2 separate regions of the Homo sapiens genome follow, and region 1 is linked to region 2. A link is an interaction called in ENCODE POLR2A ChIA-PET data of the cell type or tissue named here. Cell type or tissue: GM12878. All regions are shown on one strand. Each heading gives the region's core, and the rest is flanking DNA. Links, peaks and the distances in the headings are about the cores only. Region 1 has its middle 21 kb from the start of TLR7. Region 2 overlaps LOC105373133 (a long non-coding RNA gene).

What was found. Peaks named below come from ENCODE experiments on the same cell type or tissue, not always from the same donor. Only the 100,000 strongest peaks of a DNase experiment are listed, where the experiment ranks them.
Region 1: POLR2A ChIA-PET joins it to region 2 with 9 read pairs; 2 of 35 experiments call an interaction of 5 or more read pairs at or near these places.

What each region holds. Positions count from the first base shown.
Region 1 is chrX:12,838,404-12,854,268 of GRCh38, reverse strand. It overlaps the pseudogene MRPL35P4. Among named protein-coding and RNA genes, the nearest start is that of TLR7, 21 kb to the left of the region's middle. RefSeq lists an enhancer at 9,954-10,273. In GM12878, for the core only: no CTCF peak of the experiment used is centred there; DNase peaks (open chromatin) are centred at 9,808, 10,258 and 11,003; H3K4me3 peaks cover 1,844 bases; H3K27ac peaks cover 3,422 bases.
Region 2 is chrX:13,069,224-13,085,088 of GRCh38, reverse strand. The region is part of intron 2 of LOC105373133 (a long non-coding RNA gene); the gene reads right to left. Among named protein-coding and RNA genes, the nearest start is that of FAM9C, 33 kb to the right of the region's middle. RefSeq lists an enhancer at 3,145-3,314 and a silencer at 10,381-10,440. In GM12878, for the core only: no CTCF peak of the experiment used is centred there; DNase peaks (open chromatin) are centred at 8,361 and 10,268; H3K27ac peaks cover 6,648 bases.

The sequences.
Region 1 (15,865 bases), core at 5,267-13,266, 230 kb after region 2:
TCTGCTAAGGGACAGACTGCCTCCTCAAGTGGGTCCCTGACTCCTGTGCCTCCTGACTGGGAGAGACCTCCCAACAGAGGTCAACAGACACCTCATACAGGAGAGCTCCAGCTGGCATCGGGCCAGTGCCCCTCTGGGACAAAGCTTCCAGGAGAAGGAGCAGGCCTCCACTGGTGATACCCAGGCAAACAGGGTCTGGAGTAGACCTCCAGCAAACTGCAGCAGACCTGCAGAAGAGGGACCTATTAGAAAAACTAACAGAAAGCAATAACATCAACATCAACATAAAGGACCTCCACACAAAAACCCCATCCAAAGGTGATCAGCATCAAAGATCAAAGGCAGATAAATCCATGAAGATGAGAAAAAACAAGTGCAAAAATGCTGAAAATTCCAAAAAGCAGAGTGCCTTTTCTCTTCCAAATGATCACAACTCCTCTCCAGCAAGGACACAAAACTGGACGGAGAATGAGATTGACAAATTGACAGAAGTAGGCTTCAGAAGGTGGGTAATAATAAACTCCTCTGAGCTAAAGGAACATGTTCTACCCAATGCAAGGAAGATAAGAACCTTGATAAAAGGTTACAGGAACTGCTAACTAGAATAACCAGTTTAGAGAAGAACATAAATGACCCGATGGAGCTGAAAAACACAGCACGAGAATGTCGTGAAGCATACGCAAGTATCAATAGGTGAATCAATCAAGCAGAAGAAAGGATATCAGAGATTGAAGATCAACTTACAAATATAGGGCGTGAAGACAAGATTAGAGAAAAAGAATGAAAAGGAAGGATCAAAGCCTCCAAGAAATATGGGACTATGTGAAAAGACCAAACCTACGATTGATTGGTGTAGCTAAAAGTGACAGGGATAATGGAAACAAGTTGGAAAACACACTTCAGGATATTATCCAGCAGAACTTCCCCAACCTAGCAAGACAGGCCAACATTCAAATTAAGGAAAAACAGAGAACATCACTAAGATACTCCTCGAGAAGAGCAACCCCAAGACACATGATCATCAGATTCTCCAAGGTTGAAAAGAAAGAAAAAATATTAAGGGCAGCCAGAGAGAAAGGTCAGGTTACCTACAAAGGGAAGCCCATCAGACTAACAGTGGATCTCTCTGCAGAAACCCTACAAGCCAGAAGAGAGTGGGGGCTAATATTCAACATTCATAAAGAAAAGAATTTCCAACCCAGAATTTCATATCCAGCCAAATGAAGCTTCATAAGCAAAAAAGAAATAAAATCCTTTCCAGAAAAGCAAATGCTGAGGTGTTTTGTCACCACCAGACCTGCCTTACAGGAGCTCCCAAAGGAAGCACTAAATAGGTAAAGAAAAACCAGTACCAGCCACTGCAAAAACACACCAAAATATGAAGACCAATGACACTATGAAGAAACTGAATCAATTAATGTGCAAAATAACCAGCTATCATCATAATGACAGGATCAGATTCACACATAATATTAACCTTAAATGTAAATAGGCTAAATGCCCCAATTAAAAGACATGGACAGGCAAATTGGATAGAGTCAAGACCCATTATTGGTATGCTGTATTCAGGAGACCCATCTCACGTGCAAAAACACACATAGGCTCAAAAGAAAGTGATGGAGGAATATTTACCAAGCAAATGGAAAGAAAAAAAAGGGGGGGGGGTTGCAATCCTAGTCTCTGATAAAACAGACTTTAAACCAACAAAGATGAAAATAGACGAAGAAGGGTATTACATAATGGTAAAGGGATCAATAAAACAAGAAGAGCTAACTGTCCTAAATATATATGCACCCAATACAGGAGCACACAGATTCATAAAACAAGTTCTTAGAGACCTACAAAGAGACTTAGACTCCCACACAATAATAGTGAGAGACTTTAACACCCCACTGTCAATATTAGACAGATCAACGAGACAGAAAATTAACAAGAATATCCAGGACTTGAATTCAGCTCTCGACCAAGCGAACCTAATAGACATCTACAGAACTCTCCACCCCAAATCAACAGAATATACATTCTTCTCAGGAGCACATCGCAGTTATTCTAAAAATGACCACATAATTGGACGTAAAACACTCCTCAGCAAATGCAAAATAATGGAAATCACAACAAACAGTCTCTCAGACCACAGTGCAATCAAATTAGAACTCAGGATTAAGAAACTCACTGAACACCGCACAACTACATGGAAACTGAACAACCTGCTCCTGAATGACTACTGGGTAAATAATGAAATTAAAGCAGAAATAAATAAGTTCTTTGAAACCAAGGAGAACAAAGATACAATGTACCAGAATCCCTGGGACACAGCTAAAGCAGTATTAAGAGGGAAATTTATAGCACTAAATTCCCATATCAGAAAGTTAAAAAGATCTGATATCGACACCCTAACATCACAATTAGCTAGAGAAGCAAGAGCAAACAAATTCAAAAGCTAGCAGAAGACAAGAAATAAGATCAGAGCAGAACTGAAGGAGATAGAGACACAAAAATCCCTTCAAAAAATCAATGAATCCAGGAGCTGGATTTTTGAAAAGATTAACAAAATAGATAGACCACTAGCTAGACTAATAAAGAAGAAAAGAGAGAAGAATCAAATAGACACAATAAAAAATGATAAAAGGGATATCACCACTGATCCCACAGAAATACAAACTACCATCAGAGACTACAATCAATACCTCTACAGAAATAAACTGGAAAATCTAGAAGAAATGGAAAAATTAATGGACACACAAACTCTCCCAAGACTAAACCAGGAAGAAGTCAAATCCCTGAATAGATCAATAACAAGTTCTGAAGTTGAGGCAGTAATTAATAGCCTACCAACCAAAAAAAGCACAGGACCAGATGTATTCACAGCCGAATTCTACCAGAGGTACAAAGAGGAGCTGGTACCATTCCTTCTGAAACTATTCCAAACAATAGAAAAAGAGAGACTCCTCCCTAACTCATTTTATGAGGCCACCATTGTCCTGATACCAAAACCTGGCAGTGACACAACAAAAAAAGAAAATTTCAGGCCAATATCCCTGATGAACATCAATGCAAAAATCCTCAGTAAAATACTGGCAAACTGAATCCAGCAGCACATCAAAAAGCTTATCCACCATAATCAAGTCAGCTTCATCCTTGGGATGCAAGGCTTGTTCAACAAATGCAAATCAATAAACGTAATCCATCACATAAACAAAACCAATGACAAAAACCACATGATTATCTCAATAGATGCAGAAAAGGCCTTCAATAAAATTCAACATCCCTTCATGCTAAAAACTCTCAATAAACTAGGTATTGATGGAACATATCTCAAAATAATAAGAGCTATTTATGGCAGACCCATAGCCAATATCATACGGAATGGGAAAAAGCTGGAAGCATTCCCTTTGGAAACCGGCACAAGACAAGGTTCAACATAGTATTGGAAGTTCCGGCCAGGGTAATCAGGCAAGAGAAAGAAATAAAGCATATTCAAATAGGAAGAGAGGAAGTCAAATTGTCTCTGTTTGCAGATGACATGATTGTATACTTAGAAAACCCCATCATCTCAGCCCAAAAACTCCTTAAGCTGATAACCAACTTCAGCAAATTCTCAGAATACAAAATCAATGTGCAAAAATCACAAGCATTCCTATACACCAATAACAGACAAACAGAGAGCCAAATCTAGTGAACTCCCGTTCACAATTGCTACAAAGAGAACAAAATACCTAGGAATCCAACTTACAAGGGACGTGAAGGACCTCTTCAAGGAGAACTACAAACAACTGCTCAAGGAAATAAGAGAGGACACAAACAAATGGAAGAACATTCCATGCTCATGGATAGGAACAACCAATGTCGTGAAAATGGACATACTGCCAAAAGTAATTTATAGATTCAATGCCATCCCCATCAAGATACCATTGACTTTCTTCTCAGAATTAGAAAAAGCTACTTTAAATTTCATATGGAATAAAAAATGAGCCCATATAGCCAAGACAATCCTAAGCAAAAAGAGCAAAGCTGGAGGCATTACACACTACCTGACTTCAAACGATACTACAAGGCTGCAGTAACCAAAACAGCATGATACTGGTACCAAAACAGAGATATAGACCAATGGAACAGAACAGAGCCCTCAGAGATAACACGACACATCTACAACCATCTGATCTTTGACAAACCTGACAAAAACAAGCAATGGGGAAAGGATTCCCTATTTAATAAATGGTGCTGGGAAAACTGGCTAGCTGTATGCAGAAAATGGAAACTGGACCCTTTCCTTACACCTTATTCAAAAATTAACTAAAGATGGATTAAAGACTTAAATATAAAACCTAAAACCATAAAAACCCTAGAAGAAAACTTAGGCAATACCATTCTGGACATAGGCGTGGGCAAAGACTTCATGACTAAAACACCAAAAGCAATGGCAACAAAAGCCAAAATTGACAAATGGGATCTAATTAAACTAAAGAGCTTCTGCACAACAAAAGAAACTATCATCAGAGTGAACAGGCAACCTACAGAATGGGAGAAAATTTTTGCAATCTACTCATCTGACAAACGGCTAATATCCAGAATCTACAAAGAACTCAAAGAAACTTATAAGAAAAAAACAAACAACCCCATCAGAAAGTGAGTGAAAGATATGAACAGACACTTCTCAAAAGAAGACATTTATGCAACAAAGAAACATGAAAAAAAAGCTCATCATCACTGGTCATTAGAGAATTGCAAATCAAAACCACAATGAGATACCATCTCACGCCATTTAGAATGGCAATCATTAAAAAGTCAGGAAACAATAGATGCTGGAAAGGATGTGGAGAAATAGGAATACTTTTACACTATTGGCGGGCGTGTAAGCTAGTTCAACCATTGAGGAAGACAGCGTGGCAATTCCTCAAGGATCTAGAACCAGAAATACCATTTGACCCAGCCATCCCATTACTGGTATATACCCAAAGGATTATAAATCATTCTACTATAAAGACACATGCACACGTATGTTTATTGCAGCACTATTCACAAATGCAAAGACTTGGAACCAATCCAAAAGCCCATCAATAATAGACTGGATAAAGAAAATGTGGCACATATACACCATGGAATACTATGCAGCCTTAAAAAAGAATGAGTTCATGTCCTTTGTAGGGACATGGATGAAGCCGGAAACCATCATTCTCAGCAAACTAACACAGGAACAGAAAACCAAACACCGCATGTTCTCACTCATAAGTGCGAGTTGAACAATAAGAACACATGGACACAGGGAGGGGAACATCACACACTCGGGCCTATCAGGGGGTGGGGAGCAAGGGGAGAGACAACATTAGGACAAATACCTAATACATGTGGGGCTTAAAACCTAGATGTCGGGTTGATAGGTGCGGTAAACCACGATGGCACATGTATACCCATGTAACAAACCTGCACATTCTGCACATGTATCCCAGAACTTAAAGTAACATTTAAAAACTAATAATTTGTAATATCTCATATAGATTCTGTATTCACATTTTTTCAATTTGTCCCCAAAATATCTTTTATAGCTTTATTTTCTTTCTGATTCAAGAACTACTCAGTGTTTACATAGTGAGTTTGATTGTGTCTCTGTAATTTCTCTACAATCTTTGCATATGTAATAACTTCTTAAAAATGTATATCACCGCCAAAGATAACTTTAAGTTTTGTCACAAAAGTGTTACCATGATTGGCAGACCTGTATTTCTAGTTATATGCTGGATTGTTTTATATGTTCAAACAGGAACATTTTCTTCTAGGACAAAGCCTTAAGGTTTTGAAACAGTGCTGTGTTAAAGCTGAACAACAGAAAAACACACCAAACCTGACACTGTTGTTTAAAAGCTATGAGAATTTTCTGTCTCCTTAATAGAGAGTGAGGCAGTGAAGTTAGTTGTATTCTTTGTTTCTTTTGCTTTTCTTCTCTCTCTCCCCTTGAGACATTTTGAATGGGGCTTTTAGTTGGCAAATATAGGGCAATAGCTTTTTAACTTTTTCTTCAATTTTGCTGGAAAATACATAGTCATATGGTAAGAACTTCTACGTAGTAAATGGAAAACTAGAGACAGAGAAACAAAGGAAGAAAGGGAGAGAGTGAAGGAAAGAAAGAGAGAAGGAAAGAAAGGGTGGGGAGGGAGGGAGACAAGGCAGGCCGGCAGAAAGGAAGGAAAGGAAAGAATGAAGGACAGGAGAAAAGAAAGAAGAAAAGAAGGAAGGAAACAAAGAAGGAAAGAAAAGCAGATTGAATGGAGCTTTTGGTTAGGCAAATATAAAGCAAAGGCCTTTTTTATTTTTTATTTCATTTTAATACATATTTGTGTGGTACAGAATTCTTACATAGAGCTGAATAGAAAGATATGGGGTGTGTGGGACAGAGAGAGAGAGAGAGAGACAGAGACTGTGTACTGTGTCGGAGGTCCCCAAGACTCCGCCACCCCAGGCTTCGTGATCCACTAGGAGTCGCAGAACTCAATAAAGTATGGTCACAGCTATGATTTATTGCAGTGAAAAGATACGAACCAAAAGCAGCAAAGGACAATGGTGCATGAGGTGATGCCCAGAAGAAACCAGGCCCAACCTTCCAAGCATCCCCTCCGACTTTAGTCACATGGATGTACTTGATTCCTTCTGCAACAAATTGAGAAAACACATGCCAACTGCTGTCTACCAGGGAGGCTCGTTAGAGATTCAGTGCCCAGGGTGTTTACTCGGGGCTGGTCATGTAGGCACACTCTGCCCAGCACATACCAAAATTCCAGCCTCCCAATAGGAAAGCAGGTGTGCAGCAAAAACCATATTATTTGTACAAACAGTGTAAGAGCAGTGAGCCACTCTTCTTAGTTCTGGGAATGGTGGGAACCACCCTGAAATCCAAGTTCCCAGACATGAGCCAAAGGCCAACCTTACAAGCAGGCCTTTCTAAGGAGAGCAGTCTCAGGCCTGCCATGTTTCTTGGTTTTTTGTTTTTGAGATCGAGTTTCACTGTTGTTGCCCAGGCTGGAGTGCAATGGCGCAATCTCGGCTCATTGCAACCTCCGCCTCCTGGGTTCAAGTGATTCTCCTACCTCAGCCTCCCGAGTAGCTGGGATTACAGGCGCCCCCCACCATGCCTGGTTAATTTTTTGTATTTTTAGTAGAGATGGGGTTTCATCATGTTGTCCAGGCTGGTCTCGAACTCCTGACCTCAGGCGATCCACCCTTGGCCTCTCAAAGTGCTGGAATTATAGGCTTGAGCCATGGCAACTGGCTACCATGTTAACTCTTTTCTGTACAGATAAATGTATCTATACATACATCCATGCATATACATACATATATACATACATACATAAATACATAGGTAGATACATAGTAAAAACTTTTCTGCTCTTCTTGTAGACCATCCACCCAATCCCACACCCATCCCCACAAGAAACCATTCTTATTAGTTCCTTGCTTATCTTTCCAGAGTTTCTTTAGGCATACTAGCAAATAAAAACATATTCTTCTGGCCCTGCCTTTGTCATACTTCGTTAGCATATACTCTCTTACTCTCTTGTTTTTTTCATTTGCAGTTCCTTCTATACCTTTATCTCAGGAGCATCTGCATTTTTTTTTTCTCATAGCTGGAAAACATCCCATTTTCTAGAAGTTTCACAATTTACTTAACCATTTCTCTAACGGACGTTTGGGTGGTTTCTGATCTTTGGTATTGCAAGCACTAGTGCGATAAATAGCCTTGGGCCTCCGAAAGATCTTCTTCTGAAGAGTTAGCTGTGGCTCCAGTGAACTACCCCAGTCTGAGTGATGGCACAGAAGATCCTACGTTATTGGTCTAGTCCCCCATCTGTAAATTAGCTCAAGAGAGATCACTGGATGGAGAGGATACAGTTCTTCTCTTTATCTTTTGAGAACTGGCCTCTCACTGGCTGGGGCAACTCACACTTTGTTTTCTAGGTCTTGTTGTATTTCTCCTTTCTTTTTAGGTGGAAATGAGGAGGACTGGGAACAGCCCTTGGTGGGTAGGTAAGGTTTAGTGTAGGGTTGCCAAATTTAGCAAATCGGGACATGCTTCTACTAAAAAATTATTTATTATCTGAAATTCAAATTTAATTGGGTGTCCTGTATTTTATCTGGCCACCCTAGTTTAGTGCCATATTTTATTCTATTTTACTTATTTATTTTTAGAAACAGGGTCTCACTATGTTTTCCACACTGGCCTTGATCTCCTGGTCTCAAGCAATCCTCCCACCTTAGCCTCCCAATTTTTTTAGATTATAGGAGTGAGCCACCATGCCCAGCAGTACCATATTTTAATCTAGAGATTTAAACATTGAAGGATTCCTGGGGTGAATGCTCTGAAATGAAAAGGAAGGTCAGACTTGATCAGCATCCAGAGTGGTGATTGAACAAAGATATGGTCGTGGACAGAAGACCTAGATTTGAGTCCCGGCTCTGCCATTTGACTCAGACATAGACATCAAAGTGGTTCAATAGAAACTTGGCATTGGCTGGGCGTGGTGGCTCACGCCTGTAATCCCAGCACTTTGGGAGGCCAAGGCGGGCGGATCACCTAAGGTCAGGAGTTCGAGACCAGCCTGTACAACATGGTGAAACCCCGTCTCTACTAAAAATACGAAAATTAGCTGGGTGTGTTGGCAGGCACCTGTAATCACAGCTACTCGGGAGGCTGAGGCAGGAGAATTGCTTGAACCCGGGAGGTGGATGTTGCCATGAGCCGAGATCACACCATTGCACTCCAGCCTGGGGGACAAGAGCGAGACTTCATCTCAAAAAAAAAAAAAAAAAAAAGAAAGAAACTTGGCATCATAGCAGGCTGGCAAGATGGCTGCCTCTGCCTTTGCTGGTGCGATGAGAGCAGCTTCAGGAATCTATGGCTCCTGAATATTTTTGCATCTCCAGCCCACCGAAACTGTGCCAGGAATGCCTCTCTTATTTCTGCATTGTCTACTGGACGTTTTAGTCATATTCAGACACCATTTGTTTCCTCCACTCCCAGGCTGATCACATCTGTCAGAAACCTGACATGTGGGCATACTGCAGTGATCCCCAACAGAGTGGCCCCCTTGCTTCCAAGTGTCCTGAAGCTGCCAGTCAGAACTGTAATATACGTCAGTACACAAAAAGGCAAGAGAACAACTGTGAAAGCTGTTATCTATAGGTTTTTTCGACTTCATTCTGGCCTTTGGGTGAGGAGAAAGGCTGGTTATAAGAAAAAATTCTGGAAAAAGACACCTGCAAGAAAAAAGCAATTGAGGGAATTTGTGTTCTGCAATAAAACCCAGAGTAAACTCTTAGATAAAATGACAGTGTCCTTCTGGAAGAGGTGAAACTTGTATGCTGATAATCCTTATCAGAAATATCTTTATGAAACAAACCTGAAAGTATAGATCAGAAGTTTCACTTGTTTCTCAGTTATTGAATATGTATCTTTGTGTACATGACATCTTTGCAAAAATAGGTAAGTATAAAACCGATGTAAATTGTACCAGTTAATATGTAAACATCCAATGCCAACATTAAACTTATAAAAGTATTTAAACTTAAAAAAAAAAAAACTTGGCATCATACATATTCTCCCAAAGCTGGAAAAACACCTCTTTACTGATAGGAACCTAAATAAACCCCTTAAACAAGTTGCCCGAGTCTAGTTAATGCTGTGTTGCCAGCATGTGGAAGTATAAAGTCTCAGGTTGCTTTATGCAACTTGCTTGGTTTGGATGAACGTGTGAGTGAGAGGTAGGTATGAATCCCACTGCCTTACGGTTCATGCTAGTTTTTTCCACTCTCAGATGCTGTAAGTCAGGGTCTGCTTGATGAAAAGGAGGACTTTGATGACAAGTATCATGGTATTTGTATAACAAGTCTAAAAGTTTTAATCCCTTCAGTTAGATACAACCATGGACATTTTTCAAGTAATAATATTTTTATTAGAAATTTGCAGATACCTTGAGCCTGTTCTTTGTAATGACATGGAAAAAGAACACAGCCTACATATCCCTTTGTATATAGGATATTTTTAGCATTGTAAAGCCCCGGTGTCATAATTAACCTTGTCTTTTGTTTCTCATTCCCCTTTTAAATGAAAGTATGAAGCACTTCACTGCTTAGTTCTTCCGTAAGTTTCATTTTACTGTGAAATGAAAGTGTTCTGAAGATATCCTTGACAGGATATGCAAACGAATGTAACAAAAACCTTCCTTTGTGTTGAAGGCTGGTCCTAAGTACATACTAGATTTCACCAGACGAGTCCAAAAGGTCAGATGCTTTGAAAAAAGGCCCCCAGTGCAAATAATCGAGTAGTTGACCTGGTGAAAAAAAGGAAAGACTATTTATGCATGCATTGGTCTTTGAGCTGTTCCGCCTGCTGTCTTGTAAACTCAGAAGCAGTTTTCCTGAGGTGGGTATTACTGACCATCTAGCTCACCATCTGAGACTCATAAGTAGATTTGTGAGTGGTGAGGTGTAGTGAAGACCACTTGTTTGGGATTCAACATACATGGCCAGCCAATGAAAATGTTAACTCACATCTGCATATGCCTTCATCTTGTTATGGAACTGGAGGCACCATCATTCATAATGCTTAAAAATAAAACACCTGCAAGGCAGCTATTGTTAAAACCTAACTCGCCCACAAGAAAGCTGATGCTCAACGAAGTCAAATCTCTAGTAATAAAACTGGGTTACTATTCATATCTTGACTCTACTACCCAAGTTCTTTCTGTAAGTCATCTAAACAGCCAGGACCTCAGCAATCTGACTAGATAAAAACAAAAAATTCTTCTTGAGTTTATGATCCTAAGGGTTTCTTTTTCATATCTAAGGGTTTCTTTTTCATATCTAAAGCAGGTATTCATATTAGATGCTGTCACATTTTGCTTATCTCTTGCTGTGTAACAAACCAACCCAAAACATATCTGCTTAAAACAGTAACCACTTTATTTGTTCATGATTCTTTGGTTGGCTGGGGCTCTGCTGGGCTGTTCTTTGGTTGGTTTCAGTTGGGGTCTCCTGTGAGGTTGTAATCAGATGGCTTTGTTCACATGTCTAGTTCCCCAGTGGGGAAGGTTGAGAGGGAGTGATCTTTTCCTCTTTTCTTCCCCATGTGGCTAGCTTGGGTTTCTTTTCATGGTGGTTTGATCCTGAGAGTGAGCATTTCAAGAGACATAAGCTCCAGTGTGCCAGCACTTATCAAGCATTTGCTTACATCATTCTTGCTAATGTCCTATTTATTGGCCGAGCCCGAGGTTAATATGGAAGGATACACCACAGAAGTGTGAATACCAGGAGTTATGGTTCATCGGGAACCACCAAAGTAGCAATCCACCACTTGTAGTATATACAACAGAAATGTAAAAAAATTCATATTTAAGCCAAGATCTGTTGTTCCATATTTTTTTGAAGAATATTGGATTCAAAACATATTACTTTAGAATACTATGCAGCCTCCAAAAGTCACACATTAGAATACTACATGACATGGAAAAAGATACTATGCTAAGAGTAAACCAAAAAAAGTTTCAAAACAAGTATTTGTTTGTATGTATACTCCACTTTTAGCCATTGTTATTGCTGATGATTTTCATTACTTGTCTTTGCATTTATCAAAATTTTATCAGTGCATATATACTATTTTTAATCAGTAATAAAGTATTTTTGCAATTGAAGAAAAAATCTAAAAATAGTATTGCAATAATCGGTGATAGGTTAACAAGGTTTGAGTATGCTTATATAATATTATTTATATTGCTATATTGCTTTATAGATCCTGGAAAGTAAAATATTTGTAGTCAATAAAATAAAGTTCTTACAGAAATGCAAATAAAACAATACCCCAGTACTGTTAAATTATCAGATTGGAAAACAGGAAAAAGATGATCAATTCACAGTGTTTGTCAGGATTTAGGGACTTTGGGTGAGAGTGCAAATTGGTACAACATTTCTGGCAAGCAATTGAAATAGATCAGGATTTTAAATGGGCATTTCTTTGTAGGAATTCTTACTAAAGAGGAAAATGTTTTAAATTCTCCAAACTGTAGCTACTGACCTGTACTGATTTGTGGAATTAATGGTGGTGATTTGTCCCTTTATATACTTTCTGCCATTCTTCATACCTTCTACATGTAGTTTCCCAAAGCTGATACACATTAATGTTGAGAGGAGGTGGCAGAACTTGAAAGCTTCATGGCCCATGACCTTAAACTGGAGCTTCTCAATTTCGGCTGCACACCGGAATGGGATCATTACAAAGTTCCTGATTACTATGTTGACACCAAAGCTTCTGATTTAACTACTCTTGGGTGTAGTCTGGGTATTTGGAATTTTCAAGGCTGCTCATGTGATTCCAATTGATAACCAAGTTTGAGACCAACAGGCATAGTCAAAACTCTCTTGACTGAACTGACCTGAAATTCCACTGGTTAACCTGCATTCTCCTTACCTTCTGTTAAAAAAAAAAAAAAAAAAAAAAAGTTGGCCGATTTCTTATTAACATCTCAATTTGATAGGCTGTCAGTACATATGACTTATTGCTCTCAACAGTTGAGTTGTTTTCCTAGAGCCAGTTGTATCTGTTTCTAAACCTTTTATTCTCTATTTGTTTTTTTGTTTTGTTTTTTTTGAGACAAAGTCTCACTCTGTCACCCAGGCTGGATTGCAGTGGTGTGATCATGGCTCACTGCAGCCTTGATATTCCAGGCTCAAGCAATCCTCTCATCTCAGCCTCCTGAGTAGCTGGGACCACAGGCATGCACCACCATGCCCAGCTAATTTTTAAATTTTTTGTAGAGACAGGGTCTCGCCATGTTGCCTAGGCAGGTCTTGAACTCTAAGACTCAAGCGATCCTCCTGCCTCTGACTCCCAAAGTGCTGGAATTACAGGCGTGAGCCACTGCACTTGGCTCTAAAACATTACTTTTTAAAGCCAATACTCATATTACTGAAATCATTGGAAATTACTTAGATATTGAGTGTTTGTTGAATCCCTTATTACAAATGACTTAAATACTTTTAATTTTAATGTTTTTTGATAATAACTGCATTTTTGCCAATGGACTATGAATAATATAGGAACATTACCTTATACTTTGTGCTGCTAGAAGACCAGCATTGTCTTTGTCTTTCCATAAAACCAAAGCATTAGTAACAACTGAAATATCCCAAGCAACCACAACAGTGCCCGGCAATTATAGTTGTTGGTTAAGTGAGTACAAATATCAGAAACTTCTGCTCTAGGTACATTCAAACCTTGAGGTAAGTCAGAAACTTGTATTCTCTGCCATTGTCCACCAAGTTGGCATAACTTTTCAGCTGACAAGATTTACCATGAAATATAATTAAATTTGAGTATAACTTACCAGAGCCAGAGCCATTTTTATCAGAGAAGGAAATGATCCTTCCTTACGCAACAGACAGGGACCATTACATTAGCAACTAGCATGGACTTAACTATCAGGGTGGTTTTCAACTTTCTCCTGAGGTTTTTGGTGATGCAGATGCTGCTAGTCCAGGGCCTCACTTTGAGAACCACTGCCTTACAGATCACCATTATTTAAAAAATCTCCATTACCCAGTGTTGTTATTTTGGTTCTCATGTTAGCATAACGACCTGAAAAAGGACCACGCAAACACAGTGAGTGAAATGAAGACCTTGTTTTTGGAGGAAGGCAAAGGACAACCAAATCAGTGGATGCAAGTATTTCAGGTTCTGATGGAAGTTACCGTACCGTATTTTTTGCTTTTCCTCACTGCCCTGAGGTTTAATAAGCTCCTTCACTGTTATGCACTAGTGATTAGAATCATTGAAGTTGCCTGGGTTAATGCAAACATCTCTGCTTAAAGAACAGAAAAGCCCCCATTTTCTTTTTGTTGTTGTTGTTGTTGTTCATTTGTTTGTTTATTTTGAGACAGAGTCTCTCTCTGTCACCCAGGCTAGAGTGCACTGGCTCAATCTCAGCACACTGCAATCTCTGCCTCCCTGGTTCAAATGATTCTCCTGCCTCAGCCTCTGGAGTAGCTGGAATTACATGTGTGTGCCACCATGCCCGGCTAATTTTTGTATTTTTAGTAGAGACGGGGTTTTACCATGTTGGCCAGGCTGGTCTCAAACTCCTGACCTCAAGTGATCCACCCACCTCAACCTCCCAAAGTGCTGGGATTATAGTCGGGAGCCACCACGCCTGGCCGAAAAGCCCCATTTTCTACCCCCAGCTTTTCCTCTAGGGAACTGTGTAACCTTACTAAGCCAGTTACTTAGTCTCTTTGAGCCTTAGTTTCCTCATCTGTAAAATAAGATGGGAATCATTCAGTCATGAATGTTCCATCTAACTCCAAAATCTTATCAATTCCATGACCTTTGACAGACGTAATGGGCTCTGTGATTTGACCACAGATGACTTTTGCCATTTTGGCCCATAAGAGTTAAATTACCAGGTGGCTGGGAAGATGGCCAAATAGGAACAGCTCCGGTCTGCAGCTCCCAGCAAGATCAATGCAGAAGGTGGGGGATTTCTGCATTTCCAACAGAGGTACCCAGCTCATCTCTTTGGGACTGGTTAGATAGTAGGTGCAGCCCACGGAGGGTGAGCAGAAGCAGGGTGGGGTGTCATCTCACCTGGGAAGTGCAAGGGGTCGGGGAACTCCCTCCCCTAGCCAAGGGAAGCCATGAGGGACTGTGCCATGAAGAACAGTGCATTCCAGCCCAGATACTATACTTTTCCCACAGTCTTTGCAACCCACAGACCAGGAGATTCCTTTGGGTGCCTATGTGACCAGGGCCCTGGGTTTCAAGCACAAAACTGGTTGGCCATTTGGGCAGACACTGAGCTAACTGCAGGAGTTTTTTTTTTTCATACCCCAGTGGCGCCTGGAACACCAGCGAGACAGAACTGTTCACTCCCCTGAAAAGGGGGCTGCAGTCAGGGAGCCAAGTGGTCTAGCTCAGCGGATCCCACCCCTACAGAGCCCAGCAAGCTAAGATCCACTGGCTTGAAATTCTTGCTGCCAGCGCAGCAGTCTGAAGTTGACCTGGGATGCTCAAGCTTGGTGGGGGAAGAAGTGTATGCCATTACTGAGGCTTGAGTAGGTGGTTTTCCCCTCACAGTGTAAACAAAGCTGCCAGGAGGTTCGAACTAGGCATAGCCCACTGCAGCTTGGCAAAGCCACTGTAGCCAGAATGCCTCTCTGGATTCCTCCTCTCTGGGCAGGGCACATCTGAAAGAAAGGCAGCAGCCCCAGTCAGGGACTTATAGATAAAACTCCTATCTCCCTGGGACAGAGCACCTGGGGGAAGGGGCGGCTGTGGGCACAGCTTCAGCATATTTTAATGTTCCTGCCTGCCAGCTCTGAAGAGAGCAGTGGATCTCCCAGCACAGTGCTCGAGCTCTGCTAAGGGACAGACTGCCAACTCAAGTGGGTCCCTGACCCTCGTGCCTCCTGACTAGGAGACACCTCCCAGCAGGGGTTGACAGACATCTCATACAGGAGAGCTCCAGCTGGCATCCAGTGAGTGCCCCTCTGGGATGAAGCTTCCAGAGGCAGGAACAGGCAGTAATCTTTGCTATTCTACAGCCTTCGCTGGGGATACCCAGGCAAACAGGGTCTGGAGTGGACTTCGGCAAACTCCAGCAGACCTGAAGCAGAGAGGCCTGACTGTTAGAAGAAAAATTAACAAACAGAAAGCAATAACATCAACATCAACAAAAAGGATGCCCACACAAAAACCCCATCTGCAGGTCACCAACATCAAAGACCAAAGGTAGATAAATCCACAAAGATGAGGAAAAACCAGTGCAAAAAGGCTGAAAATTCCAAAAACCAGAATGCCTCTTCTCCTCCAAAGGATCACAACTTC
Region 2 (15,865 bases), core at 4,342-12,341:
GAGGTCCTGGATTCATTTATTCTGATGAAGGAAAGAGGGTATTAACTATTTGCAATCCTTCTAAAGCAGATACTAATAAATATTATTTTCTCTACTGGTTAAAGAACAAATTCCCAGTTTCATGAGCTATCACTTTACTTCCAAATCGGTAAAAATTACTAGAGACATTTGATGGCTTGGTAGAAATCTCAAGGTCAGCCTGTATTTGACTATTTTTGAACCATTGTTTCTTTAGTTGAAAGTGACTTTGGAAATCATAGGCTTTGTTTTGCAGATAAGGAAACTGAAGGCCAAGGCCACACAGATAAGTGGTGACACCAATTGTCCTAAAATCCCAAACCTCCTGATTACCCCAATTAATGCTATTTGCACAAAAATTTTCAAGCCATGGGCAGGACTTTCTGTATTAACATTCTCTAAGGATCTTGGGCTTCATATTAGGTTTTCATATTAAGTTTCCCAACTAGGAAGAGTAGCTGAAGCTGTTTCCTCTTCTGGCCAATAAATTAAAAGAGATACAAGCTCAGGAGTACTGAAACACGCATTGCTTTCTTGGGCTTGAATTTTTATGTAAGTCACTTATTGTCCTGCATCTAAAGATCTAAACTGCATCCAGGTTTTTTTGTTTGTTTTTGTTTTTGTTTTTGTTTTGAGACAAAGTCTTGTGGTAGGAGTTATTAAAAAATTATTTTAGGCAGATAGAGGAAAAGGGGTCCTTGGAAAGTTTTCATTTCTTTTCAAAGCAACTCCAGAAACATTTCTTGTCTAGCAGAAAAACTCTGGCTCCTAGACCCAGGCCGGCAACCTTTGATATGCAAATGCAGGCCATTAGAAACTGGGTCCACCCAACATGGCGATTCCCACCGTTGTCCTCTTGCCCTTACCCCGGACATGTGCCTGGCAACATGGGCACCCCCACATATCCCCACGTGTGTAGAACGTCATGGTGCCCTGCATTTGCATATTAAAAGCTAGGGTGGGGGGCCAATTTTTTCGCAGGCTACATGAATGACAAGCCTGGTCAAACCAATCCCCTGAGCCCTGTGCAAATCAGACACTGCCTCCTCCAGCCTCCTCATAAAACTGGCTGGTATCCTCAGCACATGGGGCCTCCTCTCTTGGATTTGGAGACCCCCTCCCTCTGTCTCTGTACAGAGGAACTTCTTCCTTCTTTCTTCTCCCTTCTTTCTTGCCTATTAAATTCTCCGCTCCTTAAAACCACTCCATGTGTGTCCATGTTGTTTTATCTAAACCGGCATGAGGACCAAGAACCCTGGTGTTCCTCCACTCATCAGAACCATATCAGTCTCACTCTGTTGTCTGGGCTGGAGAGCAATGGCATGATCTCGGCCCACTGCAACCTCCACCTCTGGGATTCAAGCGATTCTCCCACCTCAGCCTCCCAAGTAGCTGGGACTACAGGTTTTCCCCAACCATGCCTGGCTAATTTTTTTTGTATTTTTAGTAGAGACTGGGTTTCACCATGTTGTCCAGGCTGGTCTGGAACTCCTGACCTCAAGTAATCTACCCGTCTTGGCCTCCCAAAGTGCTGGGATTACAGGCATGAGCCACCATGCTGGGCCCTAAAGACAGTTTTAACATAAATTCTAGCCTTTTTTCTTAAACTGGTGCAGCAATCAAATAAGCTATCTTTTTTTAAAGGATTTTTGTGTTTTACCCTCATCTGCCATTTCAACTTAGCCAAAATACACTAATACGGCTATAAATTTTTACTGTTACAGTGATTTCAATAATTGTACTGGGCATATAGCCTCTAGATAATGGCAGAAATTGAAGTGAAACATATTTAAGGAGATTGCTTACAGAATTGTTCTCTTAAAAATATCCTGCTTGCATTTATTCAACGATTTTCTGTGAAATGGGAAAGAGGAAGGAGGAAATATTACTTACTGGGTTACTTGTTTTTTGTTTTATCAGACTATCGTTCTGGTTAATTTCACCAACTGGGGAATGTTTAAAATGGATTTATTGTTTAGGGCATGTGTTAGGATGAGGATTTCTCAGCCTCGGCACTAGTGACACTTTTGGTTGGACAATTCTGTATTAGGGGAGTTGTCCTGTGCATGGTGGCATGGTTAGCAGCCGCCCTGGCATCTACCCACTCCATGACAAGAGCAGCCTTTTCACTGCCCCTTTCCCGCCTCCAATCCTGATAACCAAAAATGTACCCCCTGCCAATTTGCCTTCCGATTCAGAACCACTGGAGTCTCCTAGGCAGGTTTCACGCTACACTGTGAGAGCTCTAAGAGGAATTGGCTTTTTTGGATATCTTTAGCTTGGTTTATGCCCCAAGGACACGTGAAAAATCCTAAACGATGATGATGCCTGTCTCACCTCACCACCAATCCACCTTCCAACTCTTCGCAAAAACACAAATGCACCTGTCATTTGAGGGAGCTTAAGTTAATCAAGGGAAACATTCACATGTACTTGCTTTACACCAGATTAAGAAAAGGAATATTTCTTCCAACATCAGGCAAAATTTTGCTATTTGTTACAAGACAAAGGTAGGCACGTGGGTTTTAACTCTAGTGTCTTTGCTGGCTCCTGAACTAGCCAGTTCTGCCTCAGAATCGCAGTGGTTTCCCCTGTGGCTATGAACAGAACATTCTACAGCACAACAGTCACCATTAGTGGGTCACACTAGTTTTGCATTCTCTGAAATTGCAGCAGTCACAAAAAAATCCCACCACCCCTCTGCTTCTTGAGCTTTTCTTTCCTCAAATGGAATCCACATGAGTCCAAGTCCATGCCAGAAAAATGAAATGTGTATTATTCGGGAAACATTTCCCTAAACAAAATGACACAGGGAAATTCTTCCTTGCCCAAAGCTGAAACTCTGTGCTCAAGAGCTCTCTTATCGGAATTCTGCACTCAATCTTAGATACCTGATACATTCTGCTACTATGATATACAACTTCCTTATGCTTTGGATAAACAGAGGCATATTTTCAGCTTTAATGCCAATATTAAGAGAAGGGTTACAGCATTTTTTTTTTTTTTTTTGGCTTTTACATCCTTTGCTTTTGCGTCAGACAGCAGGATCTCTAGCCACAGTATAGATCCAAATTAATAGAGACACCCATCTGCAAAATGTAATCACTTTCAGCTCATGATGCTATTTTCTAATCCTAGAGCTCCTTGTGCAAGGTTTGTGTGCAAGAGTCTTGTGGCCTGGCTTTCTGAAAGCAACTTCCTGTGCGTGTACAAAAATATTTCAGGCTGCTATCTATTTCTAAATACTTGCCCTTTCTTTTCTCTCTGTTCCCCCTTTTTTTTTTAGACTTTCACTACCCTTGTGATAGATTCCGTTGTCTTACTTTAAACGTGAATATAGTATCTGTGTTCTTTATGCTTCCCATGATCAACAAGGCCTTGCACAAATTTGATAAACAAATGCAACAGCAGAAAGAAATTTTTATATTCTTCCCTGCCCCACCCTCAATAAAGCTGTAGCAACCCAAATAAGCCGACCTTCTCCCAGTAGAAGACATTTTATAGTTCAACCATTTTCTATAATGAATAACTTTCAACCCAGAGTGCCTCCTCCGGGTTCAAAACTCAAGCTACTTGTGATAAAAGAAAGATGTTTTAACTTCAGCCTGAATGATTTTATGCCTCCATGAAATATAAACATTAGCAGAGAATAAAAAGCTATGAAGATGCTTTACTATGAGATTTGAGACTTCATTTTCTACAGATATTTCTTTCAGAATCCACTTAATTGAATCTGTTTGAATGTGTAATTCTTTGTTATTTGATTTTGTAGACATTTTTAAAAAATCAATACAAATTAAGCCTAGAATACAGAAACATATTAAAATTCTTTTTTTGGTGGTGGAGCTACATTCCAATGGTTAGAGGAAGGAGAAGGAGAAAGAGAATAAACAGAATAAATAAGTAAAAAGACATAGTTTGTTAGAAGGAAATAAGTCAAGCAGAGCAGAATAAAGGGAATGATACTTGGGGACGGGTGTGATTGGAAATAAGAGTGGTGAGGACAGGCCTCCTTGGACACTGACATGTAAGCAAAGACTAAAAGAGTCATGTGGGCACTGGAGAGAAGTGTCTTCCAGGCAGACAGGACAGCCAGTGCAAAGGGGGTTTGGGAGTGGGAGCATGCCTAGCATTAGGAGGAACTGATGGAGGCCATGGTGCTCAGTGAGACAGTCGTGGGAAGAGGAGAGGACGAGGCCAGAAGGTAACAGGGCCATCTCCTATAGGAGGCCTCTGTAAGGATTTGGCTTCTACTCTTGGAGAAATAGGGAACCATTGCAGATCTTACTTAATTATTATTTTTTACTGAGGTGAAATTCACACATCATAAAATTAACCATTTTAAAGTGAACAATTCAGTGGCATTTTTAGTGTATTCATAGCGTTGTGCAACCGACACCTCTATTTAGTTCTAGAACATTTTCATCACCTCAAAGGGATATTCCCATACCCATTGGCAGTCATTCCCCATCATCCCCTCCCCGTGGCCCCTGCCAACCACAGTTTGCTTTCTGTCTCTATGGATTTCCCTCTTCTGGACACTTCATATAAATGGAATCATATAATATGTGACTTTTGCGACTGACTAGTTTCACTTAGCATCATATTTTGGAGATGCATTTGTACCTTATTTCTTTTTATGGCTGAGCAATATTCTGTTGTATGCATATGCCATAATTTGTTTATTCATTCACCATTTAAAGGTCATTTGGGTTGTTTCCACTTTTAGCTATTGTGAATAGGGCTACTATCATCATTGCAGGCTTTTAAGTAGAAAAGGGACATTATCTCACTTCTATTTTATACAACACATACAGGGCTATTTTATGAGTCACCTACTAACCCAAATTAGTAAATTCATTGTAAAATGGCAAAAATAAGTAAATAAATAAATGCTTCTCCCATCAGTGCCACCCCTTTGCCACATGCTACCACCTGCTTTGACTGCTTAAAAGATCTTCTTCCAACACAACCATTTTTTAAAATTCTATAATTTCTCCCCCTTCCATTGGTGATTAAAGGCCAAGCAACTGTTAAATGTAAGGCTGTCCCCATTATCCAAAAAATTAATGTTTTCCAAAATTGACACAGGAATTTTTGAGAAAGATAGGCAGTAACTATTAAGAATGAAAATTCTCCAACTGAAAGGGGAAATCATTTTTGCTTGAAAATATAGATGTGGGCCAGGTGCGGTGGCTGATGCCTATAATCCCAGCACTTTGGGAGGCTGAGGCGGGTGGATCACAAGGTCAGGAGTTCAAGACAAGTCTGGCCAAGATGGTGAAACCCCGTCTCAACTTAAAAAAAAAAAAAAAAATTAGCCGGTGGTGGGCACCTGTAATCCCAGCTACCTGGGAGGCTGAGGCAGAGAATTGTTTGAACCCAGGAGACGGAGATTGTGGTGAGCCGAGATTGCGCCACTGCACTCCAGCCTGGGTGACAGAGCAAGACTCTGTCTCAATTAAAAAAAAAAAAAAAAAACAGATGCATTAAATGCATCGTGGTATACTGACCTAAATCCTGAAAGAGGATAATGACAGCACCCAGGCCCTGAGCTTCTTTGACCGCATTTTCCCTTCTCTACCAAAACATTCAGGGGCCTACAACCTGCCAGGCAGTGCTTGCTGGCAGGGAGCAAGTAATCATGATATTAATACATTCTCCCCTCCACCAGAAGGCAGCTGTGAAAACAAACTGGGGCCCCAGAGACTTGGTGCCCAGGAAAGCCAATTCCCATGCATCGAAAGTCTTTCCACCAGTTTGAAAGGAGCTCCCAGCTCCCTGGCTTTGCATCAGCCAACGATTTCTGAGTCACAGAAATCATTTGGATAAGGAAAATTAGAGGTGTTCTGGGTGACGCCATCTCCCCACTCTGCATGTGCCTGGTCTGGTTGGAAAGGCTGCGGGAGGCCCTGCTGAACTCCAGATGAAAACGCCGAAACTGAAAGCACTTCCCTTCTTCAGCAGAAAGCCTCCCTCAGAGTTCCTCCCAGGCAATTGCTCGTTAAAAAACCAGAGGCTGGAGCAAAAGGAATCTGAGAGATTTCTGGCCTCAGCAGCCTCTGCATGAGCTCTGGAGAAACAGGGCATGTCTTTGAGACTCCTAGAACAGGTTGGGCCCAGGGCAGGATCAGGACGGGGCAGTGGGAGGCTGAGAGGAGAGGGAGGGAAAGGGAAGAAAGAGAAGCACCTCCCAGAATCTTAACCCAGGAGCAGTCGGATTAAAGTCAGCCAGCCTTGAAGAGGAAAGTATACCCCCAAACACGGCCTCAGTCTCCAGCCTCCATCTCCAGCCTCCATGCCCTCTTGGCTGGAAGAAGGAAAGTGGGGAGAGAGGTGCAAGGTGAGGAATGAAGCCACAGGCCAATGTGGAGTTTAGGGCATCCTGGGCTGATAACTATATATGTAACCTCTGACGAAAAAGTAATTCTCAGAGGGATTCAAAAGAAGCCAGGACTTGCTCCAGGGATCTCTCCCCCAATTCCCCCAATTTGGAGGAAGAAGAAAGGATCCTGCTTAAGAAAGGATCCTTTTCTAAGCATAGGTTGAAAGTTTGCAAACTACAGCTGTTTGCACCATCCCATAATTGGAGCCGTCTACACTACCCCTACACTTGCTGTGTGAAATGTGGCTCTGAGAAGTCCAAATGCATTGACCACACTGACTACAAATAATTCCGCTTCCTTATACCTCTCAGCCTTGGCCCATGTTGTGTCCTGTGTTCCCTCCCACGCTCTATCCCCACTCCCACCAGCCTGGTCAACATTGTCCCGCAAGTCTCAACTTTTATATTAACTCCTTGGGGAATTTTCCCTGCTTTCTCCTCCCCTTCTCTGCCACAGAAAACACACCCAACTAGATTAGGTACCCATTTTGAGCACCCTGTACTTGCCCTTCTCAGACCCTCTATCACACTGTATTCTAATGTTATACCTCCACTATTCACATAGTACCTGACAAGAAGTGGGCAGGCATTCAATAAATGCTTTATGAATGAATGAATAGATGGATGGATGGATGGATAGATAAATGGATGAATGAGGTTATAAAAAACAAATAACATACCTGTGTGTATAATACATATCACCTTATAAAACATAAAGATAGATAGATGATACATAGATAGATAGATAACTTGTTTGAAGTTTCATGATTCCCCACAGAACAAATATTATTTATTTTCGTTTTGCCGGGGTGAAAAGAGCTTCACATCTATTAAATGACTTGCCCAAGTCACAGGTGATAAAATCAGGTTCCAGTCCACGGAAATATTTGTATGAGTATTTTTTCAAATTTCCAGCACCATTTTACTCAAAAAAAATATTCTGGTGCTAGTCTTGGAATCGATAGTGCTAATTCTGTGGAGAATATATATTGGATATAAAAGTACAGAACTTTAAAGTCAGAAGAAGCTTGCATGCTCCTCTGGTCCACCTCTGTTATTTTACAAATGAGGAAACTGAAGCCCAAAGAGGTTAAGTCTTGTCCAAGGACACACAGCTACTAAATGCAAGTCAGGATGGGAGTCTAGATTTGTCAGATGATGTATCCAGTACCTTTTCTATGACATAAGAAAAATGATTGGTTTATAAACAAATTCTTGGAACACAGCATATTTCTATTTGAGGCCTGCCTGTGTTTGTAAAACCACTCATGCTCAGACTTCCTGAGATTATGCCTGTTGCAAATATTCTGTGCCAGTGTCAGAGCATGGGGCCCAGTGTGGTGACAGAATTAAAGTTAGCTCTGAGGAAGGCCGGGCATGGTGACTCATGCCTGTAATTGCAGCATTTTGGGAGGCCGAGGCAGGCAGATCACTTGAGCTCAGGAGTTTGAGACCAGCCTGGCCAACATGGTGAAACCCTGTCTCTACTAAAAATACAAAAATAAGTTAGCCAGGCATGGTGGCAGGTGCCTGTAGTCCCAGCTACTCGGGAGGCTGAGGCAGGAGAATCGCTTGAACCTGGGAGGCGGAGGTTGCAGGGAGCCAAAATCTCACCACTCCACTCCAACCTGGAGCCTGGGCGACAAAAGCAAAACTCCGTCTCAAAAAAAAAAAAAAAAAAAAAGCTCTGAGGTCAAATTACCTGGGTTCAAATTCTAGCTTTGTGACCTGTGGCGAGTCACTTAGTTTCTCCTGTGCTTCAATTTATCACCTGCAAGATGAGTATAATAATTCCTACCTCAGACGGTTGCTGTGAGAATTAAAATATTTACTACACATAAAGTCATTCGGAGGGTTGACTGACTCATACTAGGTACTGATCAATGTCAGCTTCAGTGATCTCAGTTTAGAAAACAGCTCATTACATACATAGGAGGTCATTGTTAGTCCACATGAGTTGGGGAGAGTAGTGACTGGAAAGGGTCGTGAAGAGGCCTTCTGGGCACTAGCAATTTTATCTTTCTTGAACTGATAACCTGTTACACAGTTACATGCAGTTTGCAAAGATCCATCAAATCAATCCTATATAATTATCAAGAACTGTGAAGGTTCTCAGATTTGACCCTACTTGTAATCTGACAAGTTAGCCTGCCCTAGTTTCATGGATGTTGACAGAAGACATGAGACTCCTGGGTCAGAGAAAAAGGACTTTCTTATTCAGAGAACAGCATACAACATGAGCTTCATATTTGTATCAGTTTCTCTTGCCCTCTAAGTCCCATGGGGGCAATGTAGAGGAGCCCAGTTGAATACTGCACATGCAGTGGGTTTATGCCATAGTTTAAGAACACAAAGTGAAGGGAATCCAAATATTTCTAAAGAGGCAATAAGCCTGCCTGACCTTTGTCCTGGAGAGAACCACTATTGTGTTGGAATGGCTTTATTATACTGGACTGATTTTTGTTCTGGAGGGAAACCCTATCTCTGTCTTCCAAGGCTGTTCACTATACAAACATCCTTGAGAAGAGAGTTCAGAACAAATGGAGTCAGAGCCTCTGGTTACAAGGCGTGCAGAAAGGTGAGAGACCCATGGAGAATGGTTACCCAACAATATATGCACTATTCTGATATATGTCACGCTCCAATAAAAGGCTTTTTAAAAGTGCTACCCTAAAAAAATTGTTGCCCTATGGTCAAATACCTTTGGGAATATCTGGGATAAACCATTTTCTTTACCATTGTACTTAACAGAACCTTTCATATGCTAATGTGTATAATGCAACTGCAGGAAAAGGAACACAATTTGCAGTTGTTTCTCAACATTCAATGCTTCTTAAACCCTTTCTACACAAACATAAGAATTACCTGGGAGTCTAGTTAAATGCAGATCCAGATTCAATAGGTCTTCAGTGGGACCAGAGATTTTGTGTTTCTACCAAGCTCCCAGGAGATGCCAATGTTCTGGCTCATACATCCCCACACGTTGAGTACTAAGGAGTTAGAAAACTCTCTTTTCAAGGAACTTCTCACAAGACTAGGATTCTACCAAACATGCTGTAAGATTACAGTTTCCACCAACCCTAGCTCTACTATTACGTCCAATCTGATATAGGAAGAAAAAATATAAAATTCTTAAATGCAAAATCTCAATGATTTGTGATGCAGGTCAAAGCTGGTTAAATGTAAAATGTAAATTAAATGTAAAAATACTAAAATGCTTAGGAAAGTTCTAATACTTAGGACGTATCTCCTGTGGTATAAGCAAAAACCACAAATGGGGGCTGAATAACAATGAAATTCTAATTTTGCCATAAATGATAACCTAAAACACTAAAATCAATGGAATGATATTTTGCAAAGTAGATGAAACCTAAGCTAATGAGGGTCTGAAATGACAGAGGCTGGAGACTATTAAAGTGGCTGGTGGATGTTTTCCTGAGCTTCATATAACATGGAGGTACCTGAGCCACGCTAATCCCAATAGGGCATTCCCCATGGGTGACTGCAGTGGGCAGAAGGCTGTTCTCCTGTGGCTTTCACACCACCCCTGGGCAAGAGGACATCCAGCAGAAATGACTCAGCTGTACCTAGTTCCATGCTTATCTTCCTTAAAACTTCAGTTCTCAACCCTGGCTACACATTAGAATCACCCAAGAAGCTTTGGAAACACTTCCGATTCCCAGGCCTCTTCCAGACCAGTAAACTATGAATCTCTTGGGACAGAGCCTACACATCGGTAGTTACAAAAATCCCCCCAGTGATTGTGATGGAAACTGTTACCCTCAAGCCTCTGACAAACTTCAGTGAAGGAAGTAAAATCCACAACCCAGTGTAAATGGAGCATATATCACCAAGGTACACCTGCTTTCCTCTCTTCCGCATCTCTGATTCTGCTACTATACTAAGAACCACCACGCTCTGAGAAGAGACATCAACAACAGCACGGTTCATTTCCTTCTAGACCTCACCACATGCCTCATCTCTCTCTAGTTCATGTTTGGTATAAGCGATGGGTCTCATTTTTAGGGAACAAAAGCACAGAAATCTCCCTATGTAGGACTTTGTGGAAATTTTGACCAGGGTGAAATTAATTTCATCCCATATTTACCATAATTTGAGCATTGTATTATCTCAAATATTACCATGGATAAAGGGATTCTGCAGTGTCATGCTATGCAGTTAAGATTTCTGGGTTTGGGTCACAACTTCCCGTACTTACTAGCTGTGTGACCAAGTTGGGTAAGTTACTTCATCCCATTAATCCTAGTCTGTTCACACATAAAATAGGAGAATTCATAAAGTTCAGAGTTGGGATGATCATTACTAGAAGGTAATTCATGTGAATGACTGGACACTGTCCCGGGCATAATAAAACCTCCATAAATACCAGCTATTTTTATAAGTTGATTTGGTATCATTTAAATAGATGATCTGTAGATGGCCACTCTTCAGTGAGCTGTTTATTATCCAGCCTCAGGGAGACATGTAAATTGAGCATAAATGTTTAAAGACTTTTACACTAATTTAACAGAGTAACTGTCTATCAAATCTAATAAAACTCTTAGGCTTGCGTTTTGTATGTCTTTACTAAATTTTTGCAAGAACTCATTTTTAAAAATGTTATGACTATTGGTCCATGGACCTGTATTTTGTACACCTTTTAAATTTAGTTTTTTCTAATAATTCATTTTATGGAAGTATTTTTCCATGATAGATTGGAGATTAAAAAATTGATTTTTCATAGAGTTTGAGAATAACTAGTTTAAAGATAAATTTATGAATATTGTGTCACAGACATGAATGAAAAACCCATTGTATCTGTTTTCTGTGCTATATAGCAAACTACCACAAGTTTAGTGGCTCAAAATAACACCCATTTTTTTTTATTGTTATTATTATTTTTTTTTTAAACAAAGTTTCATTGCCATTGCCCAGGCTGGAGTGCAATGGCGCGATCTTGGCTTACTGCAACAACCGCCTCCCGGGTTCAAGAGATTCTCGTGCCTCCGCTTCCCAAGTAGCTAGAACTACAGACACACACCACTGTACCCAGCTAATTTTTGTATTTTTTTGTAGAGACAGGGTTTTGCCATGTTAGCCAGGCTGGTCTCAAACTCCTGAGCTCAAGTGATACTCCTGCCTCGGCCTCCCAAATTGCTGGGATTACAGGTGTCAGCTATGCCTGGCCACAGCCATTTATTATCTCACAGTTTCTATGGGCCAGGAATCTAGGTATGGCATGGCTGGATTCTCAGCTCTGGCCTCAAGAGGCTGAAATCAAGTTGTCAGCTGGGCTGCAGTCTCATATGGAGATCGAGGACCTTTTCCAATCTCACATGGTTGTTGGTAGAATTCAGTTCCTTGAAGCTGCAAGACTAGGGTCCTTGTTTTCCTACTAGCTGTCATCCGGAGGTCACTCAGTCCTTGAGACTGCCCACAGTTCCTTGCCAGGGGCTGTCCCACAGCTTGGAAGCTTCTTCAAGACCAGCAAGGCAGGGTCTCTCACGCCAGTCCACTAAGACAGAGTCTTACATGGTGTAATCAAGGGAGTGACATCCCATCACCTTTGCCATATTCTATTGGCTGGATGCAAGACAGTTTCCTCTGACACTCAAGGGGAGAGGCTTATACAAGGATGGGACTCATTGGGGGTCACCTGAGGGTGTGTCCACCACTCATCTACAAATAATCTTATTGTAATGGAGTGACTCTCCCAATAGTAAGCCATCAATCACCATATAAAACAAACTTGGCACAGGTTAAAAGAATCATAGAGAAGTTGGATAATTTGATGCTCATATAACGTCTGACTTAAATAAGCCAATCTGTGAATTAGTCCTGCAAAATTGCCATGGCATAAGTTTCAAATAATACACAAAAAGGAAATGTTGCTTTTGAGTTCCACCTTTTGTGTTGCTGATGCCTCTGAAAAAATGGTGTGTATGGCACATTTTTCTGCAATTATTTTCTGATAAATGTGAAATCCAACATAATTGCCCTTGAAATGAGATATTTAATGATGTGAAAGCTAATGACCATGTTAATGGTGATTCTCAATAAAGATCTGTTTATCCTCATAAACTCCTTGAAATCTAATGCAGTGGCTGTGGAAATCGCTTAATAAACCTCTTTTAGACATGGCTAATTTTTATATACTATGGATTGATTTACGGGACTTTTTTAAGAAGCCCAGTTCTCCACTTGGGTCTGAGTGTAAAATTCCCAAAGGGCTTAGCCTGGTGTCCGTTTGAACAGGATTGGCGTGCATGTGGAATTATTTTCCTTCTTCACTAGAGGCCCCCAGTTTGACAGCACAACAGTGGAAGCACAGGTTTGCATGTGTATGAAGGGTACCAAACAGCTTCAAGAACTTTTAGAAAGTGCATGGTATATAAATAATAAATGAATGAATGAATGAACAAGTGAGTGACTGAGTGAATGGGAGGCCGAGGCGGGTGGATCACGAGGTCAGGAGATCGAGACCATCCTGACTAACATGGTGAAATCCCATCTCTACTAAAAATACAAAAAATTAGCCAGGCGTGGTGGCGGGCGCCTGTAGTCCCAGCTATTCGGGAGGCGGAGGCAGGAGAATGGCATGAACCCGGGAGGCGGAGCTTGCAGTGAGCAGAGATCGCGACACTGCACTCCAGCCTGGGCAACAGAGTGAGACTCCGTCTCAAAAAAAAAAAAAAAAAGTTAGTTACTTCAAAGGAGAGAGAGTCATGAATAATGGAAGACAGCTAGAAACATCTCAGCCGATAGTTTTACAACAGAAGCGATTTGGTCGATAATGGCACCTTCTAAATTATAGACTTTTAATTAGGGAAAAGGATATGAGGACAGGGGCAGAAGGGGCTTCTATGGAAGCTGGTAGAGATTATTTTAGGGAAAATTAACGTGAGATCACATCGTTTTGATTGTATGACCCATAACTATGCCTTTAGCAGGGAAAAGGTTAGTATATTTACAGAATAGGTATGTGCTAACAATGTTTGGTTTAAACACATTACCCCAAAATACTGCCCTCTCAACTGCTGGAAATGCATCTTTCTACTGGAACACTTGGCCAGAAGTTGTCCCATTGGAGAGCCTTTCAACCTTACCTTTAACAGGCTAATACAAAGGCTTATCTTACATACTCTTGTGAGAAATTTTTTAAAGCCCATATTTCATATAACAGCTATGTGAGATTCCTACACTGAGGGGTTGTTAGTTTTGGGGGAGGTGAAAAAGAAAAAGAATACAATACTCTGGAGCTCAGGGAGATGTTTCAGGAAGTGCATGTTGGGTAGGTTTTCTTGGCGGGCCACTTAGGTAGCACTAGGTGGTAGAGAGGACACAAAGAGTCAAGAAGGAGACCAAAAAAAAAAAAAAATGGAAGCATCCAGGGCAGACACATCCTGATTCTTCTATCTGCTTTCCCTGGTTTTTGGGAATCCTGAGAAGAAATAAGCTAGCACTTTAAGGCTACTCGTCCCTATTGGTTGGGGGCCCAGAGAGACTCACAAAAGGTTGAATTCAGCTCCGTAGAGTAGCACTGTCAATTGGAAACATAATGCAAGCCACAAGAGTGAGCCATATATGTAATTTTAAAAATTTCAGTAACCACATTTTTTAAAGTATAAAGAAATGGGTGAAATTAATATCTTTAATTTAACCCAGTACATCCAAAATACTATTATTTCAACATGTAGTCAATGTAGAAATTATTAGATATTTTCTTTTCTTTTTTTTTTTTGGTACTAAGTCATCAAAATTAAGTGTGTATTTTACACTTACAGAACACTTGAATTTGGATTTAATCCACTAACGGTTGCTCAGTAGCCACATGTGGCTAGTGGCTCCTGTATGGAAAAGGGCAGCTATAGAGAATGGTAATCCAACAGATCCTTAGCCATGTGCAGAACGTTCAAGGCCACATATTGGCAAGGTTGCTGTACATTCAAAACACTGGAGAGCAAATCTGGAAATCTGGAATTTTCCTCATGATGGTTCATGAAAAAATACAACCATCAAGTAATTTATTCAAGAAGAAAATTGCCTACATGGAAATGAAATATTATCAAACTGTAAAGGTACATTTGTGTATACTTATATACAATAGTTTCTGGGCTCTTAGCCCAGAAATACAGCATTAATTATACTGTATATACACACACAATATTCAGATGTCCTTAATTTCAAAAGCTGTGATTAAATTTGAAAAACTGAAGAAATAATTTTCATCATAGACTCAGTGGAATGAGGCGGCAATTATTAATGTCCCATTTTGCAAGTGGAGAATTTGGCACTGTTCTCTCAGGAGCACACACGGTTTTTGCCCTCCATTCCTTTTTGAATCAGAATTCAGCTTCCAAAGTGGACTATAATGGTGGGAAGCTATAGAAAAAATGCACATCTATCACTAGAATTACTTGGCACAAACAGCCTGTTAACTGCTCATTTTCAAGTTGTAGAGCTGAGTCACCATCAGGAAACTGAAGTCCACAGAGGCAACTTCATGCTGCAAAAAAGAAGGTTTTCCTGCCTCTCCAACATGACGTTCCTTCCTGCTCTTCTTTTGAAACCATTGGCCTTATTCAAGTGGTTGCAGGGAACAAAAGTCTCTCAAAGTGGTTTGAAAGCAAATGAAGAATTTATTGGAAAAAAATATTCAAGTATTTCATGGAATACAGGAGGCCTTATCTAGTGGCCTCACCACATCACAGCTTGGGCTTCCTCACAGCATGGTGTCTCTGCATAGTCAGACTTCTTACATCTCAGTTATCACTTCTTACATGGCAGCTGGGAAAAAGGCTATTCAAGTATTTCATACAACACAAGGGCTAGAACTAGAAAATCAGTAGACCTCAAGGACACACTATGGGCCGTATTATCTCTATTTTTCATTTTCTCTCTTCTTTCTAAGCCTAGTTCTTTTTCTTTTCTTTTTTTATTTTATATTTTTTGAGACAGGGTCCTACTCAGTCACCCAGGCTGGACTACAGTGGCACAATCTTGGCTGACTGCAACCTCCGCCTCTTGGGTTCCAGCAATCCTCCCACCTCAGCCTCCTCAGTAGCTGGGATTACAGGTGCACACCACCATGCCAGGCTATTTTTTTTTATTTTTTGTAGAGATGGGGTTTTGCCATGTTGCCCAGGCTGGTCTTGAACTCCTGAGCTCAAGTGATCCGCCCACCTTGGCCTTCCAAAGTGGTAGGATTACAGGCGTGAGCCACCACGCCCAACCTCTATGCCCACTTCTTTCTTCTTTCTGTCTGTGACTGATTTTCTAGTTCTGCTTGCACAATATCCAAATGTGGCCACCTCAACCACAAAGGTTGATCAGAATCACTTTGTCCCATTTCTACCTTCCCAGCAGACAGAATTTGATTGGCCCAGATGATAATACATCCCTACAATTGAACAGTGTGTGGTCACTAAAAATATTCCTTCCACTTTTGATAAAATGAGAAGA